2 separate regions of the Homo sapiens genome follow, and region 1 is linked to region 2. The links are chromatin contacts, found by Hi-C or POLR2A ChIA-PET in ENCODE. All regions are on one chromosome and are shown on one strand. The core of a region is the stretch at or near the end of the contact, and the rest is flanking DNA. Distances in the headings are between cores, read along the strand shown.

What was found. Hi-C counts contacts between places; a loop is a spot of excess contacts on that map. ChIA-PET counts read pairs that join two places held with the same protein, here RNA polymerase II (POLR2A).
Region 1: a loop to region 2 is called in a map of PC-3, with 7 times the contacts of the local background. The contact joins two enhancer-like sites. A Hi-C loop is called at or near these places in 3 of 168 maps with a recorded cell type or tissue (PC-3, PC-9 and natural killer cell) and 2 of 37 single-sample maps with no recorded cell type. POLR2A ChIA-PET finds 5 or more read pairs at or near these places in 3 of 52 experiments (activated CD4-positive, alpha-beta T cell, activated T-cell and activated naive CD4-positive, alpha-beta T cell).

What each region holds. Positions count from the first base shown.
Region 1 is chr3:17,037,980-17,041,777 of GRCh38, forward strand. All of the region lies in intron 3 of PLCL2 (phospholipase C like 2), which reads left to right. Among named protein-coding and RNA genes, the nearest start is that of PLCL2-AS1, 15 kb to the right of the region's middle. RefSeq lists an enhancer at 1,034-2,233. Within about 2 kb of position 1,717, at least 7 of the 41 ENCODE cell types and tissues checked have a DNase peak (open chromatin) inside an H3K27ac peak, as active enhancers do; they include PC-3, where a contact is called at or near this core.
Region 2 is chr3:16,993,191-16,996,903 of GRCh38, forward strand. All of the region lies in intron 1 of PLCL2 (phospholipase C like 2), which reads left to right. Among named protein-coding and RNA genes, the nearest start is that of PLCL2-AS1, 60 kb to the right of the region's middle. Within about 2 kb of position 2,246, at least 2 of the 41 ENCODE cell types and tissues checked have a DNase peak (open chromatin) inside an H3K27ac peak, as active enhancers do; they include PC-3, where a contact is called at or near this core.

The sequences.
Region 1 (3,798 bases), core at 467-2,966, 44 kb after region 2:
ACACTAACATGGGAGTTACTTTCAAAACATAGCACTCCGATAAAAGGCATATCTGGTTTCTTTCCAGCTTAATAAAATATAAATTTTAATTTTTACTTTGCCTTTAGTTAAAATTTCCTGCTTTTCATCTGCTCAAATTCTACATTAAAATCTTATATTAGAGGTGATCAAATTTATGAAATAGATTTCTAGGCTATGTTACATCCATAGATTTTCCAAACACTTTAGTTCCAGAAATGTAGGAGGTACTGGTAACAGGCCAGTGATATAAAATCCATTAGCAACAACTATATAAAATCATCTTGCCCTAGAAAAAACAATATAAGCATCCATGTGGCGAGTTACTCAGGCTGGCAGCAGGGTGTCTGATTGCTGTGCCAAGACTTACACCTGTGTGTTTATAGGGGCTTGATGAAATTCATGCATTTGCATTAATGCAAATAATGCTTATATAATTAACCATTCTACTTGGCCTTGCATTCTAGTGACGTATCAGTGTAATATACACAGAGAAAACAAGATAAAGTAGTTTTTTCCTTTGGCTCATGCATCGATATTACTACCTGCACATCTGTTTTTGTCTAATCTGAGATGCTTATTCTAGTAGTTTCACATTAAATATAAATTATTTATTATTTATAATAATGAATTGTAAAATAGAGCCAAGTAATTTATTGCTGTCATTTTAAAATGTTTTCTCAAAGTGCTTTATAGAAACATTGTTCTAAAAAACAACTTTGGGTCAATGTTAGTAGCTGAGATGATATTACTATTGTAATTGTGTGTAGCACCTTTTAGGAGTTACAAAATTTCCTCTGCTTTTGTGCTTTCTTCGGATTGAAACGGCCTTTCCTCTTCACTTGTGCAGTTGCCACTCATGTGTCAAGACCTATAATGGTTTTGTGGGAAAAGCAGAGGCTTCAAGACCAAACAGAATACCAGTTTCATGACTTACTAATTACAGTTATTTTGCCTATAATACCAGATTACCTTGAAAGGTTGCTTATGTTTCAGGTAGGTCTTCAGTGTTCACATGTGTAAAACTAACCTCATAATTACTCACCTCACATGGATAATGTGATCAGTAAATAAAATAGAAAGCACCAAGTACATACTGATGCAGAGATGTTGAATCACTTTCATCTTGATGCATTCAACCAACACTTGTACTATTTATAATCACAGCTTGTTATAAAGTAGCAGATCCAGACAGAAAGTGGCCCCTGCTAGATCAGCTGGTGGCCCCATGTTGCCTCTGCTGCATCCTCAGTGCCATGTGCACTACATTCAATCATAATTGATGGCAGAATGAAAGGGAAACATCAGCCTGCTGAGTAGGGGCCTGAAGGCCCATCGCCTAACCTGTCCTCTAAGCCTGCTGGACTCTTCACCTGGTGTTGCTATAGGAGCCCACAGTCCTGAGAGCTTCCTTAAGAGTACCTAGAGGAGCTCTTAGACTCAAGGAGAATTTATGCAATAGTGCAAAAGTTGAAGATTAATATATGCCTGTTAAGAACAAGAACTATGAACTGTTAACCATACATTAATTTAATTATAAATATGTACCCCAAAATGATAAAAAGATACTTCCTTCTGAAGCAAGTAGTACAAATATTTTATAACAGGTGTGACAACATGAATCATCTCTGCTGAGGTCTGGATAAGTTTTCTGCCTGCCTTGTCTAAGCTTTGCTCATTGTTTACTATGGGCCTACCTTCTCCTAGGCTGGTTCCTTCTGGAATTCCCCTCTAATACAGTCTGCAAATGCCTCCTGCTGTTTACTTGCAAACCTAGGAGGAATGGCTTCTCACTATTGTGTTCTCCACCCTGAAGTATTAGTCATCTTCATATTTTATATACTACTCATGAATCGGGGGACGATATTCACTGTCATTATCAGCAGAGGAACTTCCTGTATTGAAATCTAAGCCACAAGTGGATCCTTCTGTGGCTGTCAACATGGATACCATTACACTACAAGTGCTTCACCATTAAATATCCTGCCAAAGGGCTGTAGCTTCAGAATATTGAATTTTATCACATCCAATAGCTCACAGGTTACAATAGCAATCCCACCTTTTTAGTTATTCTTTGTGCATCTGTTTTATTTCTGTACCATAGTCCCAGTGCAGCAATTGTTCTTTTTTTTATATATATACTTTAAGTTCTAGGGTACATGTGCTTCATTCTCAGCCCTTAGCTCAGGGTCTCACACATAGAGGGCCTCAGTAAACGATTGTCCCAAGAATAAACAAATGATCCTCCAAGTGTTACAGAGTTTAGGAGGCAGATGAGCTTCTATATCTGGACTCTTGAGATGGATGTGCATTTATTCAGCCTTAACGTATATTTTATAGCTGGAAGGTGCATAATTATTTATCCTTTGGTGATACTTAAACTGGAAGATGATTCTAAGAATAATAATGCAACTTGTTTCTCTGAGCTTCATCACACCCAGCTTTTCAAGTGGAACTAAAATTAGTAATGAGTATTGGAAACATTGCCAGTGAACATATGAAAGGAGGGCATTCAGCTAATTTGGGGCTACCAGAAAATGCTCTGCCAGGCCTCCTGGATAAATGGGGAGTCAGCCGTGACAGCTGCCGCTTGCAAGTGTCTTCATTGTGCCAGTCGCTCCTCACACATCCTTTCATTTAATCCTCACATTATGAGGTGTAATGTCTTTAATAAGCTTATTTTATGGGTAGGAAATTAGGGTTATGAGGTTAAATATCTTGTCCTAGATGACAAAGCTAATGAGTAATAGAACCAGGATTAGAACCCATGTAAATCTTTGCTGTTTCTGCCGCTACACCACTCCCAAGATGAGTTTCTCATCTGCATGTGTGAGCCTCTGCTTAATGCTGCTGTTTTGTTCTCCTCCACTCCTGCTTTTGCTCCTGTCCTCATTTGTTTAATGACTGGGTTCATTTCCTTGATCATATTTTTTTTTCCTTCTCCTATTTGAATGATGGGGGCACAGTTGGCCAGTTCTTTGATACTGAGCTGTAACAATCACCATCCTTGCTTGAAGAAGTCCTTGCTTCTTTGTATCTCTCATTTGGCTTGACATCAAAGCTGAAAAAGGTTACTGATGACGGTATGGACCTTTTCAATATGCAAATTATGTAATGGTACAAACGACTTTATATCAGTATAATAAAGTTCTTAACGATTCATTTTTATTGCTGCCTGTTCAATACGTCAAGCTGTAAAATAGAATATTTTAATTTATGGGAATGACTCAGATCTTGAAGAATGAATGTGAAAATACTGAATTCCAAAGTGCAAACTCTGCCATAGGCTGTGGACTTCTTGAGGACAGGGGTTGTATCCTGTAGGTCAGGTATCCCTGGTTTCCACACAGGGGCTGCCTGCAGTAGACCCCAGCGATGATTAAAGATACATTATGAAGGCGTAAATAAATGCCTGCCTTGGCCTTTAAACTTTTGATGTTTACCATTTTTTTAGAACTGTGCAAGTTGATAAATACTATCTGACTAAGCTTAAGAAGCTAGTACACTTTTTAAGAGACATGTTGGTTATATTTTAAATAAGTGTAACTTACCAAAAATATGGTGGTTTTTGAATTATGCAAATAATCCAACCTGCATATATTTAGTTACTATAAGATAATTACTATGGCAATTAGTGATAAATGCTATAAAGAAAAATAAGGCAGGCCAGGTGCGGTGGCTTATGCCTGTAATGCCAGCACTTGGGAGGCCGAGGTGGGAAGATCACTTGAGCCTAGGAGTGTAAGACCAGCCTGGGCAACATAGCAAGATCCCATCTCT
Region 2 (3,713 bases), core at 996-3,495:
GATCATATGTTTCAGTTTGCCCAGGGCAGTCCCTGTTGATGTGGCATGTTTATTGATACCCACATTCACTCTTTTTAACTGTCCCACTTTAGATGTCATTCTACCTTGGGTAATATAGTTCACCAGTTGCTGGTGGTTCCAGCCATTCCTGTGGTTTGCAGGTGCTGGGGACCTCATGTGTTCCCTCCTGTCAGAACCTTCTGTTGGGACACCATTTCATTCCCAGTGCTCTCTCTCCAAAGGTCTCCTCTCTAAGTAGCTTGAACTTTAGTGAGTCAGTATAGAGTTGCGTAATGGACTGAAGGGTCAGCTTCAAAACTCTGGAATTAAAGCCTTGTTAGAATTGGTAATTGGTATGGCAGCCTGACTCTTGGAATAAGGATAGCATCCTGCTTTTTAATAAGGGGATTTGGTAATTAGCTTGCAGGTAGAATTTGTCCATGTTTTTATTTCTGGATAACTTTAATGAAATAAAATACAGTATAATTAGATGTGGCATTTTAAGCTTGCATTATAATACTTTTATGTAAAATCTAAGCATGACTTATAAATGCCTATATTTTATTCTCACATCAGCATCCATATTAATGCAAGGCCCTTCCAGTTCCAACTCTCAAAACTACTACGCAGTGTGTACTTTGTAGGATTGCCTGAGCTTCTTGGTTTTATAGTCTATATAAAATGGTATAGAGACCCTCTTAATCATATGTTCTGTGGCATATTATTTAAAACATGAGCTAGGTTCAGGAAGCTGTATTTAGAATGAATTTGGTGCCTGTGTGAAATTAATTGTACATTTACCCCTGGTAATTTTCTCTCAGTAGATGGGACTTAACAGCAGTGAGGCCTGGTAATGGTGACACAAGATTCATTGAAGCAGTTAAATTGCTTTAGTCACTGGCAGCATATGCCACTTAAAATACATTAATGATGAGATTTTGCTGGTTTTTAAAACTGCTTTTTATTTTAGTTTGATAAGCTAATTAATTTGGAAGGGACTTATGGTTTTAGAAAGGTATACAGTGATTCAGGAAAATGGCAGAACTGGACCTTCTGCAGTCCAAATTCACATTACTCTATTTTGCAAATGCTTTAGATTAATCACTTGAGTCTTCTGGATTCGGGCCATGCAGATATTGACGTTTTTATTGATTTCTTAACCCAAGCATGGCTTTTAATTAAAAAAAAATGGAGCTTACTATGGGTATGACATAAAGTGGATGTATATTGTTGCTCTCTGCCAAGTAGATACAAAGACTGTGAGCATGTCTGTGCCACTTCAGCAGATGTTTGTGTTAGGAAATCTTTCATTTGCATATAACACCTCTAAGTAGAAAAGCAGTGGATTTGAGATTTGCTGGAATTTTTAAATTACTCATTAATTTTGCAAAGTGGATTTACAGCAATGCATATTATAACATTTTGAGATAATTGTAATTATTTTAAAACTGTTTTTAAAATATATAGATTTCTACTTGGTGTTTGAAATGGTGATCCTACAAGTGGTGCTCTTTGAGTTCATTCATTCATTCATTCGGGGGCTCAAGAGACTTGATATTTAGCTTCTGACATCCCCCTTCTACCACCGTGTTCCCTTTGTGAAAGGAACCACTACCTGCTCTCCACAGTGCTCACCACAGCTCCGTTATTACATCCAGCAAATAATCCCCATTTGCATCTCTTCCCCATTTGTGGGCTATACAGGCATCGTGATGAGATAGGTGAGAAGGCCAGAGTATGGAAGAGGCAAGAGCTGAGATTGGAGAATCTGAATTAGAGTGTCCAAAGGTGTGTGGTGAGCACAGGCCAGTGCCTGCAGGGCTCCCCTTCTTGGAAGCCAAGCAACAGCAGGATCCTGCACAGCTAAGCAGGTGGTCACATTGTCCTCCCCACAAGATCCATGCCCATCAGAAGGAAATTCCAGCCAAGGGCTGGGCAAGGACTTAGTTCTTGGGAACTTGATCCCCTGCATGAATTTTTCCAGCCAGAGGCTATTTAAACATCATATGTCCTTTAGTGTAGTTTATTTAGGGTGTTAAGGCAGAAACAAAATAAATGCCTACATGTATAAGCTGGTGATTCTTAGTGTGGTAAAACAAAAGAGACTTCTTCCGTTTGTTGACCTTTTAAAACAGGTGGTGAGTTGTATTTGCACACAAAGGGGAAATGCAGATGATTATCAGTTTTGTACAAATTTGTATTTGTTCTGTCTGCAGCCCAGGAACGTGCACTCTCAGGCCGCAGGGCCTTCTCTAAGGAGGTGCTGGCTCCCCTCACAACAGAGGCAGGCTAGCTTTTTTCTGATCCTTCCCCCAGGCTTGTGAGCTTCTTCCAACATTGCAGTCTCTTTACTACCCCAAATCCATGTAATTGTTGTTCACTCTGATTGGCTTTCTCTTCTCCACATAATATATTAAAATCTAATATTTGAAGTTTTGTATTTTAAACCATTTTGATTTTAGCACTTTAGCTGTAGACTTTGGATTACATTACTAAAATTGGGCTTATTTTTTTTCCATTGACAAGTATAATCTGCTCTTTTTTGTGATGTATTAGACAACTCTATGTGTAATGTGGCCGTAGGCTCCGTGGAGGATTCAATAAGCCAAAAATAAATTTTTTCAGCCTGAATTCTGCTTCTTAAAAGTGTATACTCTGGTTGGGAAGGTTTACAGATTTTACAAACATGTGTTGTCTCTATGGTACTGACTTTAAGCACAAAAGGATTTAAGAGAAGAGAGGTTAGCCACACTCAAGTAAAGTAAACCCTTTCACCGAAGGCCTAGGGTTTCAGCCAGACCTCTAGGATGGGGCCACATTTGGAGATGAAAGGTTAGGACAGAGAATAATATGGGCAGGGAAATCAGCACTGGCCCCAGAAGTGGCTGAGGAACATAGATATCCTACTCTGGGAAGCTGCAATCTAACCTGGAACAATTAGGTGAGCACACCTACTGAGTTGTTTTGAGGAATAGAAAGAAGCAAAACACTGAGTCCCAGGCTTAGCACATGGAGAGCACTCAAGAACTGGCAGAAGTAGCCATTGTTGCAGGAATGGTTATAGTGAGAGGAGTGGGCTGCGACTCAGGGCATCAGGAGACTTAGGCCTTCCCGTAGGCGAGACTGACACCACATCCTGCCCTGGACTCAGGGCCTTCCTACCCAGGAAGGAAGAGAGTAGACCACCCTCTTCCCTTCCAGCCTCCAGCTGGACACCTGTAGGCAAGTTACCTTATCTCTCTGGAACTGAAGATCTTGATAATACTCGTGTTATAGGATTGTTGAATACATAGTAACTGTGTAATTAATAAATTTGAGCTATATATGATTCCAAATTCCTAGGCCAGAAGATTCAGACAGTGGGACCATAAGGGAAATGGGCCAGTGACATAAGGAAGCTGGTCAGGAAGCCAGGGTGAATTTGGTTTTACAGGAATTTGAGGAAAGAGCTGAAAAAGAGATATGGTAGAGACCCAATTTATAAGTCAGAACACAGAGGATGCTGTTATCAAAAAAAAAAAAGTTTTGTTAACAGATTTATCTCCATGTGGCCGTTTGGTAGGCAGTGAACATTTTGTTACAGAAATACTCATTTGAACATTGACTGGTATTGCTATAGAATTGTAATTATTTGATTTTTAAATAAATATTATAGATAAAACAGCCAAAGTTGAAAAATCTTAAAATTTAATTATTTACCTATCTGTCCTTGT